Linked DNA regions of Mus musculus: all the other regions are linked to region 1. The links are chromatin loops, found by intact Hi-C in ENCODE. Cell type or tissue: heart. All regions are shown on one strand. Region 1 has its middle 5.5 kb from the start of Gm32571. Region 2 overlaps Inpp5a (inositol polyphosphate-5-phosphatase A). Region 3 overlaps Pwwp2b (PWWP domain containing 2B). Region 4 overlaps Inpp5a (inositol polyphosphate-5-phosphatase A).

What was found. Peaks named below come from ENCODE experiments on the same cell type or tissue, not always from the same donor. Only the 100,000 strongest peaks of a DNase experiment are listed, where the experiment ranks them.
Region 2: a loop joins it to region 1, with 5 times the contacts of the local background. A loop is called at or near these places in 2 of 42 quality-filtered maps.
Region 3: a loop joins it to region 1, with 1.8 times the contacts of the local background. A loop is called at or near these places in 3 of 42 quality-filtered maps.
Region 4: it touches region 1 in a loop (2.9-fold over the local background); 2 of 42 quality-filtered maps call a loop at or near these places.

Annotation. Positions count from the first base shown.
Region 1 is chr7:139,363,896-139,368,895 of GRCm38, forward strand. No RefSeq gene overlaps it. Among named protein-coding and RNA genes, the nearest start is that of Gm32571, 5.5 kb to the left of the region's middle. In heart, a CTCF peak has its summit at 2,807; DNase peaks (open chromatin) are centred at 406, 1,686, 2,856, 4,546 and 2 weaker places; H3K4me3 peaks cover 1,599 bases; H3K27ac peaks cover 5,000 bases.
Region 2 is chr7:139,431,259-139,436,258 of GRCm38, forward strand. All of the region lies in intron 1 of Inpp5a (inositol polyphosphate-5-phosphatase A), which reads left to right. Among named protein-coding and RNA genes, the nearest start is that of Gm46004, 45 kb to the left of the region's middle. In heart, a CTCF peak has its summit at 2,937; DNase peaks (open chromatin) are centred at 3,023 and 3,873; H3K27ac peaks cover 1,436 bases.
Region 3 is chr7:139,249,628-139,254,627 of GRCm38, forward strand. The region is part of intron 1 of Pwwp2b (PWWP domain containing 2B); the gene reads left to right. Among named protein-coding and RNA genes, the nearest start is that of Pwwp2b, 3.6 kb to the left of the region's middle. In heart, no CTCF peak of the experiment used is centred here; DNase peaks (open chromatin) are centred at 2,394, 3,510 and 3,954; H3K4me3 peaks cover 1,222 bases; H3K27ac peaks cover 3,872 bases.
Region 4 is chr7:139,439,999-139,444,998 of GRCm38, forward strand. All of the region lies in intron 1 of Inpp5a (inositol polyphosphate-5-phosphatase A), which reads left to right. Among named protein-coding and RNA genes, the nearest start is that of Gm46004, 53 kb to the left of the region's middle. In heart, a CTCF peak has its summit at 2,051 (motif pointing left); a DNase peak (open chromatin) is centred at 1,893; H3K27ac peaks cover 1,641 bases.

The DNA.
Region 1 (5,000 bases):
AACTGAGCTTTTGGGGTGAGGCCAGCTCAGTGACAGGCTGCCTGGCACCTTTGGGTGCTCAGCAATAGGGCTAGACGCCGAAACCAGTAGTAGGCCAGGGTGGGCAGGCTGTGGTGGGGAGGATGGGTACTCCTGTTCAAGTGGAGAGGGTCTTAGAGTGCCCAGAGAAGCCTGGTGGGGATATGCCCACCCCCTTGAGCCTCAGGCAAGATGGCTCCCTGGGAGGTGAAGGTCAGGCCACATTCCTTGCAGAAGCTGGAATTCTGACATCAGATTTTCCATGCTCGCCTGTGGGGGAGGAGCCGGCTTTGAGCCAGAAGTGCAGGAGTGGTGGGTGGGGGAGGGGCAGAGCAGCTGAGGCTGTCTCGGAGCTCTGTAGGCCCAAGGTCCAAGGAAGGGAAGGCTCTATGGCCTGCCCACCACCTCCAGGGTCCGCGCTGCCCGGCTCTCTTCCCTGGAGCATCCTTGGCAACAGCAACTTTCTCATCCCAGCCGGACCTTGCTGAGTCACAAGGGGGCTGGGTTAGAGAACGCTAAAAATAGCTAGCGGCTAGCTGGGCCAGCACTGGAAGTTATAATTAGGAGTGGATAGAGCCATCCTCCTGGGCTGGTCTCACTGTTCAGAGCTGCTGGAGAATGGGGGGTGGGGGGTGGGAGGGGGTTCATTGAGGGGCTGTGGGGCTCCAGTATACCACCTTGTTGCTCAGGTTGGGGGTTCCTCAGCCTGACCTCTATCCTGATGCATCCTGGTAACTGTGGTGGGGCTGTTCCTGTTGACTCTGACTGCTCTTTGGTCAAGGAGACTCTTCAGGCCTTTGACTCTGACCCCAGCAATTCACCAACATCTGTGGGGTCTTTTTCTGGACACAAGGAACCTCTTGCTTCTACAATTCTTGTGTTGGGCAGGAGGAAGCAAGGCAAAACAGAATACGGTATCCTTGTTCAAAAGTGACTTAAGAATTTGAAGGCAAGCCTGGAACCTGAGGGCAGTGCCAGGAAGCCAGCCTACATCCTTCTCCTGACAGCATCTGGCCCGCAGGGGAATGCAGGGCATCTGGTACAGTCGGGGAACACCTGAATCTATAACCCGTTTCCACAGGGAAAGCAGCCACGGACAGCAGCCCCTCGTCCCACCCAACCCCGTCATCACACACATCAACTTCAGACAAAGGACACCCCGACCTCCACCCCAGACTCAGCCCCGGAAGCCACACTGGACAGGGCTTGAACCCTCAGCCAATCCTTCCGTCAGTTTCTGAGGTCGTGGGCACTGTGCTGTCCTCAGACTGACCTACCCCAGACCAATTGCCTATCCTAAAACAGTGGCACTTTTGTAGCCAGAGGCTAGAGAACCAAACAAGCCCAGGCTCTGCTGAGCCTTCACAGCCCCCAGCTCCAGCAGGGACTAGGATCCTATGAGACAGACTCCTGCAGGCAAGCCTGGCCCCCAACACAAGCACAGGGTAAGGGTGAGCAGTTCAGCTGGAAACAGCTTTCTGGCTATAAAAAGATACTTTTCTCTGTAAACAATACATTAAAAAAAAAGTAGGAAATGTCCTCTACCAGAGTCCCGCCCCCCTGCCCCCCAAAAAAAACCCATGGGGAAGCCCTGTCTGCATGTATGCAGGAGTATGGCAGGGATGGTCTGTGTCACCAAGCCGTCAGGAACACTTTGTGCGCTCTGTTTGAATGTACTCTGCCAGGGTTAGTGGCCATATCTGATAGTTGGCCTTGACTCATAGCTGTCGGGAGACATGCTATGTCAGGAGACATGGGTCTGGATTTTTTGTCTCTGTTTTCTTTTTCTCATGGTTGGGACTTCAACCCAGGTCCTTGCCCATGGTACACAAACAGTTTCCACTGAACACCATCCACAGGCTGGCTCCATCTCTGCTCACTTCCTAAGTAGTCTCAGATAACCCTCCCAGGAAGATAAGGGTGTGTTAAGACTTTCGCTTGTTTGCTTGTTTGTTTCTGAGACAGGGTTTCTCTATGCTGTCCTGGCTGTCCTGGAACTTACTCTGTAGATCAGCATCTTGTTAAGACTTTGAAACTCCTGGGGTCCTTTTCCAGCTTCTTCCTGGTAGAAGACAGTGACGGGCAGGGGAACTACTGACTCTGGTGCCTGCCTCCTACCCCTTCCACTCATTCAAGCCTCTCCTGTAAAACTGCCCAGGAGTTTTGTTTTTGTTTTGCTTTTTTTCCCCCCAGGTAGTGGGATGCACCTGGAGATAAGTGCATCCCATTGACACAGGACAAGTGGCCGCTGTGCTGCCGGGAGGGTAGGTCTTTCTCACTTTGGATAACCATCTCCCCTCTGGCCTGTGCACTCCTGTGGTTCAGACATACATAGCCTCCAGACCTATTCACTGGAGGCAATCTTGATGAAGGGCATTATCATGGAGTATCTTCCCTCCATTTAGGGCAGAGGTCAGGCAGGGTGTCTGGCCCTCCTCTGCTTCTGCAGTCTTCAAATACTCTCCAGGATCTGGGAAGTAGTCCTTCCCTGGGGGCTAGTTTCAGATCTTCTCTGCTGCTAAAAATCTGTTGTCACAAGACAGTGTAAAGAAACGCTGAAGCACAGAACTTGGACCATGAGGACATTCTGGATAGAGATGGCTGCAGATTGAAGAACTCCATGACCATGAAATCTTCATGTGATAACTTCCATGGTAGAATATATATTCAGGCTACCTGAATTCGTGTTCCTTCCTGGGCCATAGTCACTCAAACTCTTATTCTTTTTGGCACAAGTGCTGTAGTTTGTATCAAACACTGCCCCCGCTTGGCCTCAGCACTCTGGTTCCTCAGGAAGCCCCAAGGGAAACAGGAACTCCTCCCAGACGGAGATATGTCCCCAGAATTCCACTGGGTGGGTAGGCAAGCTGAGGGATGACAGGGCCATAGAAAATGCTAACAGGGACATCTCCTGAGAAGGATTGCCAGGAACTCTGCCAACGATAAACACTATCCAGAGCAACTCCTGCTCAAGGGGTGAGCACCCCTGGGAAGCACAGTCCTATACCCATGGCCACTAAGACAATACTGGGAATCTGGTAGCTAAGGTTGGGAGTCTCCGGGTATCTCTGTGTGTAAGGGAACATCTCTTCTGCATACACCCCCGCCCCCAAATGCCCACAGCATGGTCCTGTCCTCCACCTGAGCCAGACATAAGATCACATGGTTTCTTTGCTGGTACCCATTAGAACATTCTAGATGCCGCTGAACTCTGCCACCTCTGAAGAAAAGAAAAGAAAAGAAAAAAACAAAAAAACAAAAACAACCAGATCTACACTTGTCAACTTATTTATGAACAGTCACTGTGGACAAAAGCTATCTATCTGCCTTTGGGATGCTGGGGTGCCCAGTGTCTTCATGTCATCTGTAAACTCAATATTCACATCATGCAGTTGTAGAGAAGGGGACTGACTGTGGAGCTTTCCCGTTAAGTGGAGTCACCTGGAAGAAAGGAGCACCTGCCAGGTGGTAGCCTAGGGGGGAACATCTGTGGACCTGATGGCAGGGTGAGCTTGGAAGCTCACCTTTTGCCAGAATCTGAGCTGCCTGGAAACCCTTCAACCCTGAGAACAAGTCCATCCGTCCCTTCAGTCACCCAGCTGCCACCATGGAGTTATCACTGAAAGACTGACTGGGAAACTGAGGCAGTTGTGGGACACAATGCTGTTGAGCAGTGACTGCTAAGTATCTCTCACCAGGACAAGATGGGCTTTCCTGGGGCAGATGACACCTGTAAGGAGACCTGACACATTCAGGCCCCCAGGGGAACTCTGGCTGGCCGAGAGAGCCTTGGAGAGGCACGTCAGCAAAAATGGACAGACCGGAAACACTGTAGGGCTGAGGAGCCTGGGAAACACCTTGTGTAAATTGCATATCGCCATCTTTGAAGTGAGTGGATACATATAGGGGAAATAGAACTGCTGTGGACCCCAACCCAGGGTTTGTCACCCCACCCCCTATACCCCTACCTCCAGAAGGAGGCCTTACAGAAAGTCCCATCAGACAGTTAGTGGACTCATGGGTTCCTGGAAACCAGGAAGTGGGACACCTCAGAAGCAACCACCTCTCTGACCATGAGCAAAGCTAGTTCTATGACATGATGGAACAGGATCCCCACCAAGTTTTATTGTGGCTACTGTTAATCTGTGCCTAGCCTATGTGTCCAATGGCTTTGGGGCCAGATTGTGCGAACCATGCAGATAAAGAGGTAGGGGCACAGAGAATGATAGAGGTTGATTCCCAGGCTGAGAAGACCATTTCTGAGACAACTCAAGTGGACACTATGCCTTGGTGGCTAACGACCCTCTCAGCCTGGGGGTGGGGTGGGGTGCAAGCTCAAGAACAGGCACAGCTTGGGGCAGTTGCAGGCCTGAGTAGTAGGCTGGGTAGGTGCCATGTATGGCTGGGTCCTGTAGACTCTTCCCGGCCAGAGCCCAAGAAAGCTTGCAGCACCCTCTCCCAGCTCTGGTGCCTAGATCTCTGGGAACAGGCAGTCAGGCAACAGCTCCACCCAGGCCTGGGATTCAGCCAGTGTTAACTGAAAGGAGCATGCTTGTATTCCACCACCTCTTGAACAAGGGTTCGGAATTAATGACAGTCCCTATCCTCAGGATGGCACTCTGCAGCCCAGTCTCCAGTGTAGCATCCAGTGTGGGGGAGAGGAAGGGGTCTGGTGGCTTAAGCAGGGGGCTACAGGGTGGGAGACAGTCAGCCCCGAAGAGGGCTATTTCATAATCTTAAATTCTGCCTCTTCAATCTAGTCAGTGGTTCCCAAGTAGGCCCCAGATGGGAGGCAAAGAAATGCTAAGAAAGGCACCCACGAGTCTCCTGGGATTCTGATAACCAGACTCTGTCCTGGGCTAGAGATAGAGAACCGGCAGGAAGGAGCCACACAGGAGCAGCTGGGCCGGCTCTGAGCCCCAGCATGCAGCAGGGCCAGGGTGAGCCCCTGCCAGACACACCCACCATGGCCTTTGCTGCCT
Region 2 (5,000 bases), 67 kb after region 1:
GTCCTTTCTTTGGACAGTATTATGTCTGTAGATGAAATGAGGCAATCCTTGCCTAGTGGCTGTTTCGCCACAACTGGAGTAACTCAAAATGCTCAGTTTCTTCTTTGAATCCAAGACAGGGAAAGCTGTCAGGAGCAGACTGGTCTCAACAACAAGTGAATAGATAACATTAAACGTCACATTCTGTGGACTTCTGACGTTTTTGAAAAACAGCTATCTATGTGAAGTAATCTAGAGTGTTCTCTGTTAACTACTCTCAGCCATTTCTAATCAAAATAACTGAAAACACCCTAACAATAAACTCAGAGCCATGAATTTCCTATTTGGCCTTTAACTCACAGGCTTAAACGTCTCAGATCTGTTTATAATAACAGCAATAGGAGGACTGGGTCTAAGCCCTGTACTTCAAGATTATTAGCATCAAAGACAACCTATAATAACCACCCCCAGTCCCAAAGCCTAGGGAACTGGGATGATGACTCTTCATAACTTCTTCAAGCTGAATATGGGCTTTGAGATATTTTGAAGGGAGTGGGAAGGGTAGGGAAAATGGGGGAGTTGGTTGGCCTTAAGAAGGCCACACCAATGATTGTATTAGTCTCTGATGTCTGTGTCCTGACTGGATCTGGATGAAAAACCAGGACATCAGTTCAGGCAGGTCAGTTCAGCATGCCTGATGATGAAATTCACCAAGGCTGTATAGTTTGTAATATATAAATCTCAAAACAAAATTTTAGTATCACCAAGATAACCTTTTTGTTTGATTCTCTGGAATCTAGTTCTCAGGGTGTCTCCCTCTATCAAATCTGATCCATATAACTCTAGAAGGTGTAAATACCTTAACACCTTTTCCAAAAACACAAAGACAAAACCTTTTCCCCAAATCATGAAATCCTTTAGCCGGTGACCAGGAAAACCTGTAGCTTGCCCTCTGTCCCAAAGGAACAAAAAACAAAACAAAACAAAAAAAAAAAACACAATACTCAAAATCACACACATTTTAGTCTATTTAGGCCTTCCTAATTTGTCATGTCAGGATATTAACCCAAAATTCCCATGGAGTCCACATTAAAGAATATGAGTCTCCTGCAGACTTTATTATCCCATCTATAAAACAGTTGATTCACACTTCTATCTATACCTGCTTATAAGAGGCAGCTTGTCAAATCAGGATTTAAACACAAAATTCCTGTGGCGCCCACGTTAGACAGAATATGAGTATCCTGTAAGCTTTATTAGAGCAATATATCTTTATACCATCTTTAAATCAATTAATTCAAACCTCCACTAATATCTGCCTATAGGAAGTTTTTAATTGTTAAACACTCTGCCTAGAGCAGCTATCCTGTTGTACCATCTATCTGTTGTGTTCTCTACCAGGAGCCACAGACATTTATTTAATACCTATTATAACATCTATCTGTTATGCTCTCTACCTGGAGCCACAGACTTGTATTTAATTAATACGTGTTCATAGCAGGTGATTATCACTGCTCTCTCAACTTGGAGTCAGTGACTAATATTCCCTATCTAGTTCTGAATTGTAGGTGAAATTTCCCATCTTTAAGTGTCAAAAGGTTATATTTCTCTCTTTATATCAATGAATTACCTGGTCCAGAGCCCTTTGTATCTTTGTTTCCTGATTCTTTATTCATAGGGAGGAGCTGAGTGTAGAAAGACACACTTTGTCTGTGTCTCTGTTTGGTGGTGGTGGTGGTGGTGGTGGTGAGGCAGGGGGGAGCAAAGGATACAGGGAAGCAAACACAGGAAGACTCTTTGTCATTCTCTGTGAGCCCCTCAAACCCAGTCAGCTTCAAATCCACACTGCTGCCCCTCGATCACTGCTAAGCCCCCTCAGGGGCGGGGCGGGCGGGGCAGTGAACTTTTATCTCAGGTTAGTTGAGTTCAAATCAATACGTTGGGCACCATTTTGTTACTGTAAATCTCCAACCCAGATATGCCCCGGTAATGAAAACACAACTCAATTAATATGAATACATGCTATGCGCCTAGATTGGGCAGATCTACCAATACACTACCACCATCTTCCACATCTATGAGTGAGACCCCTTAGAACTTGCGGTTTCTCCAGGACATGTGCTTCTGCTCCACTTTTCTTCTTCCTCCTCCTCTGCATCCTCTCTTTCTCCCATTTTCTCCTTCCTCTCTCTCTCTCTCTCTCTCTCTCTCTCTCTCTCTCTCTCTCTCTCTCTCTTACCTTCTGCTCCACCTTCCCTTTATCTGCCTAATCATCAGCTCTCCTTTATTTTACAAATTAAGGTGGGAAGCAGGTTACAGGAAATCACCTGAGTGCTGACCCCTTCCTTGTTCGAAACCCCTCAGAGGAGAATGGAAATAACATCAAATATATTTAGCCCCAGGGCTATCCACAACAAGCAGGAAGTACTTTTAATTGCTGAACCATCTTGCAACCCTGGATTACTTAATTTTTATATGCTGCTTTTCAAAGTTTGACTTTATTTTATAGGATTTGACCTTCTCTAATGGAAAATAATCATTTACAATTATGGTCTTGGGCATTTTTTCTTCCTTCCTTCCTTCCTTCCTTCCTTCTTCCCTCCCTCCCTCCCTCCCTCCCTCCCTCCCTCCCTCCCTCCCTCCCTCTCTTTTGAGCTTAAAGTCTTTATTTGGTTTAACATTTACCTAGCATTTCTTCCCAGTGGATTAAGGTTCTCAGCCTGGGTGTCCTCCGGAGAAGCTCAGCATACTTCACAGACACTGGGCTGCTTTAATTTCTGGTTTAATGAAAAAGGGGAGATGTCTAGTTGTCCTTCAGCAGAAGGCATCTGCTCGTAGCCTTCTTTCCAGTCCTGCTGTCAGACTTCTATGCAGAGATCCTTGTCAGGGAGGAAGCTGGATCTAGGACAGCTCTGGGTCTGGGCACTCTCTCTGGTGGCTCCTCTCCAGCCAGCAGGAGTTTCTGCCCCCATCCATGGGGACACAGCTTGCACTTGTCACTGGAGTGGGGAGGCCCAATCAGCACTTCCTTTTATAAAACTATTTTTAACTTCAGTGTTTTCGTGACTGCGTAGACAAGATTGCGTTCCTCATGAGAGGAAATGGTTTTCCGCAGGGATAAGGGTGTCATGGGGCAGGATTTCCTGAAGAATCCAGGAGCTCCACCCTGGGTCCCTGTGTTGCCTTGGGGGCCCCACTCCAGTCCTTGGGGAGCCTCAGTGTTACCATATACAAGGCTTGGGAGCCCATGACACTAAGTTTATGGCTTGTGTGTAGAAGTTCTGAGGAAGTATTTGAGGAAAGATGAATTCATGTTGAAGTCTCTTGTCCTCAGTTGTTATTTGGCCTGTGGGATGTGGTCTCACCACAGCTGGCTGTGTGATCGCCCAGTGTGCTGGGTGTCACATGGGTATAAGGGCTGTAGTTTGTGCCCAGGTCTGCCCTAAGCTTGGATTCCAGACCTTGGACACCAGTCACCCCTTTCCTGTGTGAGAGGTGGTGTTCCTCTGTAGAGGTAGAAGAGGTTTATCTGACAGAAGACAGACCCTGCCTATGTTGAGTGGCCACAGGGGTGGCTGTGGTGGTCCTTGAGGTGAAGGCATCATGGGCGTGTAGATGGTGGGGTCCAAGTGTGACGTTATGGACCCCAGTCTTGAGAATCCCAGAAACAAATGAGGCCCCTGGGGGTATGTTGTTGTCTTCTGTTTTGGACCCATGTGCCCAGCCTTCCTTTCTGAGAGTACTCCCTCCTTTAAAAGCTTTGCCAACCTCGGATGCTTTCTGGGGCTGCACAGAGGTGAAACTAGGGAACCTTTCTCAGGCTTTTAGAGTCTTACCCACCTCATATTTCTGCAAATCTGGATAAGGTTACAGTGCTCTGGGCTGCTCCCTCAGAAGTAGTGGATTGATGGAGCTATGCACTTGGTCAGTCGGGTGTGAACCCTGCTTCTGGGTCTTGGCAGTAGGGGTGAGTGTGAGAGATGGCAGTAGGGGTGAGTGTGAGAGACTGCAGTAGGGGTGAGTGTGAGAGATGGCAGTAGGGGTGAGTGTGAGAGACTGCAGTAGGGGTGAGTGTGAGAGATGGCAGTAGGGGTGAGTGTGAGAGACTGCAGTAGGGGTGAGTGTGAGAGATGGCAGTAGGGGTGAGTGTGAGAGATGGCAGTAGGGGTGAGTGTGAGAGATGGCAGTAGGGGTGAGTGTGAGAGACAGCAGTAGGGGTGAGTGTGAGAGACTGCAGTAGGGGTGAGCGTGAGAGATAGCAGTAGGGGTGAGTGTGAGAGATGGCAGTAGGGGTGAGTGTGAGAGACTGCAGTAGGGGTGAGTGTGAGAGACTGCAGTAGGGGTGAGTGTGAGAGATGGCAGTAGGGGTGAGTGTGAGAGACTGCAGTAGGGGTGAGTGTGAGAGATGGCAGTAGGGGTGAGTGTGAGAGACTGCAGTAGGGGTGAGTGTGAGAGACGGCAGTAGGGGTGAGTGTGAGAGATAGCAGTAGGGGTGAGTGTGAGAGATGGCAGTAGGGGTGAGTGTGAGAGATGGCAGTAGGGGTGAGTGTGAAAGATAGCAGGGGTGAGAGATGGCAGTAGGGGTGAGTGTGAGAGATGACAGTAGGGGTGAGTGTGAGAGATGGCAGTGGGGTGAGTGTAAGAGGCTGCAGTAGGAATGGGTGTGAGAGATGGCTTGCTCTCTCCATGCTCACTGTTTTGGCTCTCAGCCTTGGGAGTAGCCAATGTAGCCTGACTCAGGTGTTTTGGGCCCTCTTAAGATGGATGCCAGTAGCTAGCACAGTGGGGAGTCACAGAACAGGCTAGAAGGATAGCACACCACCTCATAGGTGCTAAGAAGACTCAGATTGTTCCAGGTAGTGTGTGTGCTCCTGTTTTTGTTATTTAGTTTTTCAAGAAGGGAACAGGTCTTAAAAGTTGTGAGCCCAGGACAGTTAGAGGGTGCTCTGTGCCACAGGAGGGGGTCCTTTCATTCTCCTGGTCTGACACTAGCCTACAGAAGGCCGCACTATCATCTCAGA
Region 3 (5,000 bases), 110 kb before region 1:
AGCCACCTGAAAGCTTCCAAGGCAAGCCATCCCCCACCCTGCTGATGGCTGCCCTCTCCTCCCTAGGCAGGTCTGGCTGCACCCCTGCTCAACCTGTGCAGCCTGCTCTGGCCTCTCCCTAGAGAGTCTGCAGCAGAGGACCCGCATTTCCCCAGTTCTCAGGCTCCAGTGCTCAAGATAAGATTGGCTGAGAGTAGTCCTATCTTGTGGCTGTGTCTACAGAGATAGGGGGGATCTCTACCCTGAGGTCAATGGCTAACCTGGCTTGCAGATGCATACACCCTTCATGAATAGAAGCTAGCTGCTGGCTGGCATCCTGAACATGGGAAGCAGCAGCTATAGGATGCATGTGTGTCCGTGCCTCACAGTCTACCAGAACCAGAACCCCTTGGAGACATGAGCTTAGTCGCTGATCACAGCTCTTCTCTGCAGTGGCTTTGCTTGCTTCTGTGCCCATGCAGAGACTCTGAAATGGCCCTTCCTTGCCCCTCCAGCCCTCCAAGGCTTGGCCTTGTGTTTCTCCTTCCCCATCCCTGATCTTTCCAGCAGCGCCCCCCCCCCCTTGTTTCTGTTTCCTGTGTTCTATCCATAGTATTATGAGTGGCAAAGCTAGTGTTTACAGCCCTGCTTCTCAGGCAGAGCTGAGCACAGCTTAGCAGCTGTCTGGGTGGTTTGGGCTGCAGTGTCTGCTCTCAGGCTCCAGGGTCCACATGCTGACCTGCCCTCCCAGGTACTAGTTTCTCCACAGCTTCAGTACCTATCCTTGCTCTTCCAAGGCCCAGTCCTTGGATTCGAGCCAAGGAAGAGTTCCCAAGTCCTATTTCCTCCCACCTCAGGGGAGCCTTTGGGGCTCAAAGCAGCAAGCAGGTCAGCATTCCTGAGGTGCTGCTGCTGCGCTTTATAGGCATCAGAGCTCCCATAGTTTGGGTACCGACCTGGTAGCCTGGCTGTCCTTTATGGTTCCTGATCACTGTTCATCCTCCTTGCTAGGTTGCAAGTGACGTGGATGGCCCCGTTCGCATAGACTGCTGGGTAGAAGGAAGGCTCTGAGGCTGGATCCAGCCCCACCAGTGCTCATCATGAAAGTTAGACTGAAAGATGTTTGTTCCTTTTCCCTTCCTCGTCTGCAGATGGCTGGGGAGCTCAGAGGGGGTCTTTGCTCACAAGCCACCTGGTGCAGTACCAAGTACCTCCTCCCACTCGGTGTCTTGAATCAGCTGCCTGGCTGTAGAGCAGCCCGAAGCAGGTTCTCTGTTGCTCTGGGTACCTATGCAGGCCTGTATTTTCACTGAGAAACCACACTGTACCAGAGGGTGGGCTAAGCCTCTGACAAGCCGCCTTTATGATCCCTGCTTACAAATTTGAGGATCCCTCCCAAAGCCGGCTGACCCAAGTCGTGCAGGAAGGGGTGGGGCTGACACTATGCTGCAGGTGGGCCTAGAGGTATGTATGTCTCTTGTTGAGCACCTCAGGTGAGGTAACCCTAGCCAAAGGTAGTCTACAAGACAGCAAAGGCCCGCTGACTCCGGGGTTCTAATCTGAGTTGTTGATTCTTAAATTGTACCACACAACAGCTGAGCCTGTCTGCTGGGATAGTCAGTATGACGTCCTCTTTGACCAAGACCACAGTCACTGCCTGTCACCAGGCTAAAGAGCACCAAGTTCTGTCCTGGAATTTGTTAGCTAGTGTGCTGCTAGGCATTCCTGAGATTATGTGGTAGGCACAGAGGTTACCATAGTGCTCAGATACCCTCTCTGCCCTCAAGGAACTGGAGGGTTCCAGGTGTCTTGTGCATCACAGCTGGTGCATCACCGGCTGGTATGCTGGTCTTGGGGACTGTACCACAGAGATGTTGTCAGAGTGGACAAGGAAGACATGGGGGGGGGGGTGTGAGGTGGGCCTGGTCTGAGCTTCTAGGAGAGCCCTAGGGCTTAAGGACGATGTTGATGCTAATAAATGCAGGATACAGGCTCCACCTATTCTTCTCTGGAAATCGGGGGTCTGCCCAAGGATGTGGGGCAATATGCTCTGGAGAATGGATTGCTCTGGTATCCAGGCTGAGACTTGGCCTGAAAAGCTGCTCACCTGACTCCCAAAGCAGAGGTGGCCCCTGGAGGCCTCTGTACACTTAGTAGTCCCAAGCAGCTCACTGTTTCCTGCAAGACCTTCCTGTTCCTGGTCCCATCCAGCTCTCTAGCCCTACTGCTCAATGGCTGTTTGCTGGGCTGCAGAAAGGCTTCAGGGACTTTCTAAAGTAAGCAAGCCCTGGTGTACAACCCAAGGTGGGGCCTTGGGTGTTTGGACTTGGGCCTTCCTGGGGCTGCAGGCTCCTGGCAACATAGCTATGTAGAGAAGTTTCCGCAGACTCCCGCCCAGCTTTGCACATCCGCATGCCTCTGATCCAGGAGCCTGTTGACTCAACCCTCGGGCAGTGGCAGGATAGCCTCTGCCACCACAGGCTGGGGGAGGAAGATCCCAGACAGACACAGGAGGGGTGGGAGGGTGCCACTTGGGCGCCAGCAGCCTCATGTATCCTGGGTCTGCCTGTGTCTCTGGGAAGCCAGATGGAGGCAGCTGCAAGCAGGGGCAGCCCAGAGCTCTGGCAAGCAGCCAGAACTGTATTCTTCCTGTCCATGGGCTGGCCTTAGCCAGGCTACTCTGGGTGAGTGGCTGAGACATACCCTGCAGGTGAGGCCCCAGGGACACAATTTGACCACTGGTGTCTTGCTGAGGACTTTGAGCCAGGCTGTATGTCCCCAGGACTGTGTCCTCATCAGAGCATCATGCAGAACAGGAGAGCCTTGGTGTCCCCAGGAGCCCTATGTCTCTGTTCGCTTTGAGTCTCTACTGCTTTTGCATTTGGATGTGGCCCCCTCTTTATAGCTTCCTGGGCTTCTCAACCCTGCTCGGTGTCCCCGTCTTTTCCTGAACTTAGAGGTTTAGTGCTCTGGAGATATTGGTTCCTGCCCTGGTGAATCATTTCTTAATCTCCAGGTCCTGTTCCTATATACCTACCCGCCATCCCAAAGCTGCCCCCATTCAGCGGGCCCTCTTAGTCAGTTGTGAACCCTAACAGGTTCCTATCGCTGCCAAGATCTGTAGCATTTCCTGTGAGCTTCTGTCCTTGAGACTGACCAACTTGTCACAGCCTGGCCTCGCTGCGGGTGCCAAGCTTTGGGATCCACATCCCCTATGGAACCCAGGCCAGGTCACGGTTCGTCCATTTGTTTTTCCCTGTGCTGTGGTTATATCCATACCTGGAGGCAGTGGATCCTAACATCACTGGACTGGGATAAGCCTGCAAGTCACTTCTCATTGTCTTATCTGTGAAGAGGGAGTGTCCCTGCTTGTCATTCCGTGGAACTGCTAAACGGTTGGGGGAACTCAAATCACAGCCCCGGCCTTTGCTGCCTACAGGCTAGAAGCACCAAAGCGGAGCCCCGATGCTCCATGGTCTCCCCAAATCTAGCAGTTGGCCTCAGCTCTCCTAGGGGAAGGTCATCACCCAGCCTGCCTTGACCTGGGGTGAGCAGCTGTTCTGTTTACCCACTAGGCAGGCCTCGGGTGTGGCCAAAGCAGGGGCAGGGCAGCAGCTCGGGAAGGAAGAGTGGCTGCACGCTGCCAGGGCCGTGCCATTTCTCAGGAGAATCCGGCCCCTGGACTCTGGGAAGGGACCTGGGTTTGCAGTCAGTGAGTGTCTATCTTCAGCCTGCACAGTCTGCCCTAGGCCTTTGGGGCTAAAAGCAAGCAGACCCTCTGGGGTCCCCTCTGCTCACAGCACCTGTGAGCACAAGGAGGCTGTGGGTATGAACAGAAGAGGAGGGGCTGGGGGAGACCCTCACTTCATGCTCTAGGTAACTGTGGAAGCTGCCAGGGAGGTGAGCTTTGCCTAGCAACTCTCCACCCCTGGTCCCTTGTCTGCCCTGCCTCCCAAACCAGCCACTTGCCATTCCTTCCTGCTCTCCTAGGGCCTTCTCTGGCCCTTAGTCCTGTCTGGGCAGAATTCAATGTTCCCCATAACCTGCATGCCTGTTACTATCACAGGAATGCTGCTTCTCCCTGGGGCGGCTTCCCCTTCCTGCCAACGCCCTCATTTGGGACCCTGTGCTGTTTCCTGAGGGTGGGGTCCAGAGATGACAGGCTGGCTGATAGATAATCCTCTTCTCGAGGCCATGGAAGTCAAGTCCAATGGTGAGACTTTGGGAGGTTCTAGCACCCCAAGGGCTCTGCTTTGGTGCCTCTGGCCTCAGGGCAGCTACAGCTGTGGCTCTGGCTACATCTAGCCACATGTGGCTCCCACCCTGCACACATGGATGCATCTTGGGCATCTGGGACCAGGGTGTTCCATAAGACATTCTTCAGGGCCAAGAGCTTGCCTGGGAGAAGATTCCAGCAAGCTGAGTCCCTATCTCTTAAAGAAAGGGAAGGGAAAGTGAGAGACATGAACAGGGGCCTGGGCTCTGCAGCTACTGGCTGTGGGGCAGGTGGACTCCCTTTCAGGCCACGCCCTGTCTCAGGATGAAGATGTTCTTCTCAGTCTTCTAAAAGCATCCCAGCCTCAAGCCCTCTTTCTTGTGGCTATCGACTCAGATTCTAATACTCTGACCAAGAAGGTGCCTTCAAGCCACGTGTCACACAGGACATGTGGGGCCTGGGTACCTTCTGAATGTCAACCCACCACTCTGGACCTAGATCCAGATGGCTGTAGAGCGAATGTCTTATGCCTGTATGGATGCGGCACCTGTCAATAATAAATCTGGTGACCTATGGCTCAGGCAGGAAATAAGAGGTGGAACCTCAGGAGACAGAAAGGATTCTGGGATGGTGTGAAGTGCCAGGGGGTGATTCGCCCCAGAAGATGTGTGGAGACGGATGCATGGTGCCTGAGCATAGGTAACCAGCACTGTGGCAGAGTGTAGGTTAGAGTACACAGGTTATAACAAGTTATGATCCAGTCAGAGAAGAGCCTAGGTATATGGACTAGATATTTGTAAATATA
Region 4 (5,000 bases), 76 kb after region 1:
GTGTTTGTTGCTCAGTTTGTCGCATCCATGCCTTGTCAGGCTTGTCATTAGTCTCAGGGAATTCTTACTCATCACTGCTTCACATTTCTGCTATCCTTCTGGTTCTCTTGGTATGTTAGAGACTCACAGCTTTTGAAGTTACTTTCTGTTTCCAGAAAGCCTGCTCTTGCTTTCTCTTTCTTCACCAGAGGTCAGTCTGACGTGTTATTCATCAAAAGCCAGGTAGCTTTTATTTTTACTTAAAAAATATATTTTTTTTGCATATTAGTGTTTTGTCTGCATGAGTGTCTGTGCACCATATGTGTGCCTGGTGTCCAGGGAGAAAAGAGGAGGGTGTCAGAGCCTCAAGAGCTGGAGCTACAGTTGTGAACTGCCACCGAACCTGGTCCTCTACAAGAGCAGCCAGTGTTCTTCATTGCTGAGCCATCTCTCCAACCCCTTATATTTATTGTTCTTACTAGAGGGTCTCTCACTGTCTGGGGCTCCGGGATTAGGCTAGACTGGCTGGTTTGTGAGCCATAGGGATCTGCTGTCTCAGTGTCCCCAGCACTAGGGTTTACACGCTGGCCACACTGAGCTGTTACATGGGTCCTGGGTCTTGAACTCAGGTCCTCAAGCTTGCATGGGAAACCCTCTACAGGATAAGCTACTTCCCTAGCCCAGCCCTGCTCTGTTTAAGATCTCTATCTCTCTGTGGTTCAGTCAGTCTGGGACATTCCTGTTGACATTTCTCTATGATTACTGGCCTCTCCTCTGTGGCTGGGTCTCCAGTGAGCCTGGCAGAGGCCATCATTTCTTCTGCTGCAGTGCCTGACTTCTGGCTACATCATTTTGTCATATAGTCCAAATGTCAGATTTGTTCTCCAGACATCCATTCTCCCCTTAAGAGTCCTTAGTGTGTGTGTGTTTCCATCGTTTCAGATGTGTGTCATAGCTGAGGTCACTTCTGATGTGTGTTTTATGTCTTCGGGCTTTTCTTGTCTTTTGCAAACTCTGTGAGTTTTGCCGGAATGCAGACATGGCATGTGAGGTGAAGGGAGCTGAGGTGGATTGGCCTCTGGAGCTGGCTGATTCTGATGTGTTTTGGGGCCACAGCAGAGGGTTCACATCTCTCCAATGCTGTGTCTGTGTCGCTTTCTTCAGATGCCTTTGGTGTCTCTGAGTCTCCAAAGAGGCTGTCACTGTTCTGCCTCTCTGTCACAGCTTGCAATTGTGGTGCAGCAATCAGGCGGGAGAATCTGCAGTCTGTGATCACCCCCCCTCCCCCACCCCCGGCTCTGTGCCCGGACTTTCCTCCTCCACATCTGCCTTGCTCTTCCTAGGTGAGGTGGAAGGCTTTGTGAGGAAGGAGCCCTTGCCGGTGGGCTAGGAATTAAAATCCTGATCCCTGGGGTAGGCTCTGGGGATGCTCAGGGTACAGTTCACCTCATTGCTTCTATATCCTTCTCAGGGCCTGCAAGGATCTTTCCTGCCTCTTTACTGAGAACCTGAAAGGTTACCCGAGGTAAAGTCCACAGTATATGGAATGCCCAGTTGTGTTTTAAATATGAAGCCTCTCACAGGTTTGTGTGCTAAAGCCCATTTCTAACTGGTGACACTATTCAGGGGAGGTTCTGAAAACTTGGGGTGATAGGCTCTAGCTGGAGGAAGTAGTTCACTGGGGTAGATCTTTGGGGTAGATCCTGGCCCCTGTCTGTCTCTTTCTCTCTGTCCTGTGCTCCGAGGTGAACTGCAGGCTCCTGCTGCCATGATGTTCTGTCCAAGTACATGGAGGCAAGCAACTGCAAGCCGAATGCTGTGCAACCGCGAGCCAAAACAAACAACCCCCTCTAGGCTGCTTGTCAGATACTTGGTCACAGTAATGGAAAAGTAACCAACACGCCCGTAACACAGTGGCGTGGATTCCCTCCTCACACTAGTCTGCACCCAGGCTCCAGTGGCTTGTACAGATACTATCTGTGCCCTGCTGCCACGGCCCTTCCCAGGGTTGTTGAGGCGAGCTGGTCTTGGCTGTGCTTGTCTTCAGTCTGTGCAGCACTGGAGGCCTCTGCTGGCCCGCTGATACTCACTTGGTTGGCTCCTTCCTCTGAGGACAGGAACAGGACCTTGGGCAAGGAGGACCTTGCTCCTTCTGTGTAGAGCTGTGTTTGGAGCAAACTGTGAAGATGACTGCGTGATTGCCTTTGATAGTGTGGTCAGCTTTGTTTCCCCATAGGAAACTGTGTGTGTTCTTAGTTTCCCAGTGAGTGTGGCATGTGAAGCTGTGACTGCAGCTGGGTGTCTTGGGCATGTGTGTCATGGCCGTGAACGTGCTTGGTTTGAATTGTCCTTGTTTGTGTGTGCTGTGCTTATCCTGTTTATATGTAAATGCTATATTTATTGCATCATAGAACTCAGTTTCCTTTGTCTGTAATCTAGAGCTCTCCAGTCTAATAACATAGCCGCCAGCCCCATATTGTTTAAACAATAAAAATAGCATAAAATACCCAGCCACAGTAGCACATTTCCAGGACAGATCTGGCCATTGCAAATATAGAACATTTCTGTCCTCATAGGAAGATGAGGTCTGTGCTGACTTGCAGTGGGAGAGACTCCTGACTCTGGGCATACTCTACAGTGCTGTATATCTGTGTAGCAATCACCTGACCCAGGTGGCTTTTGAGTTGATGTGTGCACCTGTACTTTTGGGCAAGTGTCTCATGCATGTGGTGTATGTGGGTTTGTGCATAGTTTCTCAGTCTACCCACTCTCTTTCATGTGTGTGTGTGTGTGTGTGTGTGTGTGTGTGTGTGTGTATGTGCTAATGATTCCTTTCTGGCTTATCTAGCAGCTTTTTATACAGCCCGGACTTGGGCCACAGCTTTCGTAGAAGCTGCACACATTTCCTCTCTCTATCACTTCTCTTTTATTGCTGCTTCAGCCACAGTGGTTATTCAGTGTTGGCTACAGCATTCTGAATGCTTTGGTGGTTTTCTTCCTCAGACCTTGAAGAGTTAAAAATGTGAAAGCAGTGCATGGTACTTATAAGAATAAAAGAAAGAGAAAGAAGTAACCACTGCGGGGAGGAAGGACAGCTATTCCAAAATGTGCTGTTTCCTCCATTCCTATTTGGAATGCTGTTGAGAGGATCTGAGGGCTGAGGTGGGAGAGGGGCTCTGCTGCCTGGGACTTGCTGCAGCAGACTTGTCTGAAGGTGGGCTATATTTTGGCCACCCTCCCTCTCTTCCTCCTCACTACCCTTTCTCTGGCTGTGTGGTACAGGCTGGCCTCCAACTTGTAGCTCTTAACTCTCCGACTCCTGAGTACTGGGATCATGTTAGCTTCTTTAAGGTAGAAGCTTCCATGTTGACGGGTGCTATCATAAACCATTATTTTGTGTTCTGGAGGGTATAAGAGGTAGAAGTGTGTGAAGGAGGCCCCAGCGGGGCTTCAGGATGTCTGCCCCACTGCACAGCCAATGGACATGTTTTGTGTCCATATGTTCTTGCCTGCGCTATTATGGTCATTATATATTTTGGGAGAAAATTAGAGGCAAATATTAGGATGTCAGATTGTCATTTCTGCTGTGACTTTGAAGAGACCATGTTTTCTCATACATCTGTAAGAACATGGGAACAATATTAGTAGGGTTGTGGGACTATCTTTATATGCAGAGTTTTTTATTTGAAAAAATTAGAGAGAGACAGTCAGAGAGAAAGAGAGAGAGATGGAGACAGATACAGAGAGACAGAGATGTGCACATGCTGTAATGCAGGTGTGAGGGTTAGAATACAACTTTGTGGAATTGATTCTCTGTCCACCTTTACAGGGGTTTTAGGCATTGAACTCGGGTCACCAGCCTTGTATGCTAAGTATCCTTACCCAGAGAATCAACTTGCTGACCCTTGATACAGAATTTTATTTTATTGTATTTTTGCTTTTCTGAGACATGGTCCCATTCCTGGCTGCCTTGGAACTTGCTATATAGATGAGGCTATCCTTGAACTCCAGAGGTCTTCCTGCTACCGGGTTCTTGACCTGAGTGTTGGGACTAAGGGTGGTCTGACACCTCAGCCCTTTTATGCAGGATTTAAGACTGTATTCAAGTCTCTGACTGTGGGATTGTGGTGGTCTCCTCATTCCTGTGTTTATTTCCAGCCTGTCTCACTTTTGCTGTATGTTGTAAGGTTGCTGTAGGTTTTTCATTCTAGTCCAGGATTGCCCTTTTCTTTCCCTTTGTTCCCCACTTTGAGATAGGCTCTTGCTATATAGCAGTAGCTGGCCTGGGACTCAGTCCTTTTGTTTCAGCCTTCTGAGTGCCAGGATTACAGACATACTACTGTGTCTGTCTTAGACCCAGAACTCTCTTCACCTTAATTGGGTTGAATTTATGGGGCCTCTTGTTATTGCTGGCCCTGAACCACCTCTGGTTCAGTAAAACAGCTCAGCTGACTTGGACATGCACAGCACAGTGCAGGCTGCTGGGATGACATTGCTGCTTTTAGCATTTCCCTACCTACTTTTCTGTACTAAATGGTCATGGAGTAAGAGTTTGCCCTCTGGGTGGCTCTGGTATCCATGTTATACCTCATAGGGCTATCAGTCAGGACTTATTCCTAGGCTTTCTGGTCAGTCCCACCTATCCGTGGTCTTCCTTTGTGCCAGTCCTTGCTGACCTGTTTTTCTGCAGGTCTAAAGGTGGTTGACACTATGTAGTGGGGGCCTCCAACTTCGTGCTGCTGCTGTTGTAGCAGCTCCTCCTCCCTCCCCATCCTCGCCCTCTTCCCTTCTCCCTCTTCTTTCATCTCTTCCTCCCTTTCCTTCCTCTACCCTCTCCCTCCCTTCTCCCTCTTCCTTTTCTTCTTCTTTTTCTTTCTTCCCCTTCCCCCTTCCTTCTCTTTTCTTTCCCCCTTCCTCTTCTCCCTCCTCCCCTTCCACCTCTTCATCCTCCATTTCCTTTCTCCTGCTTTAGACTCCCTAGTGCCAGGATAATAGGTACCATGCCTGGTATGATTTGTTCC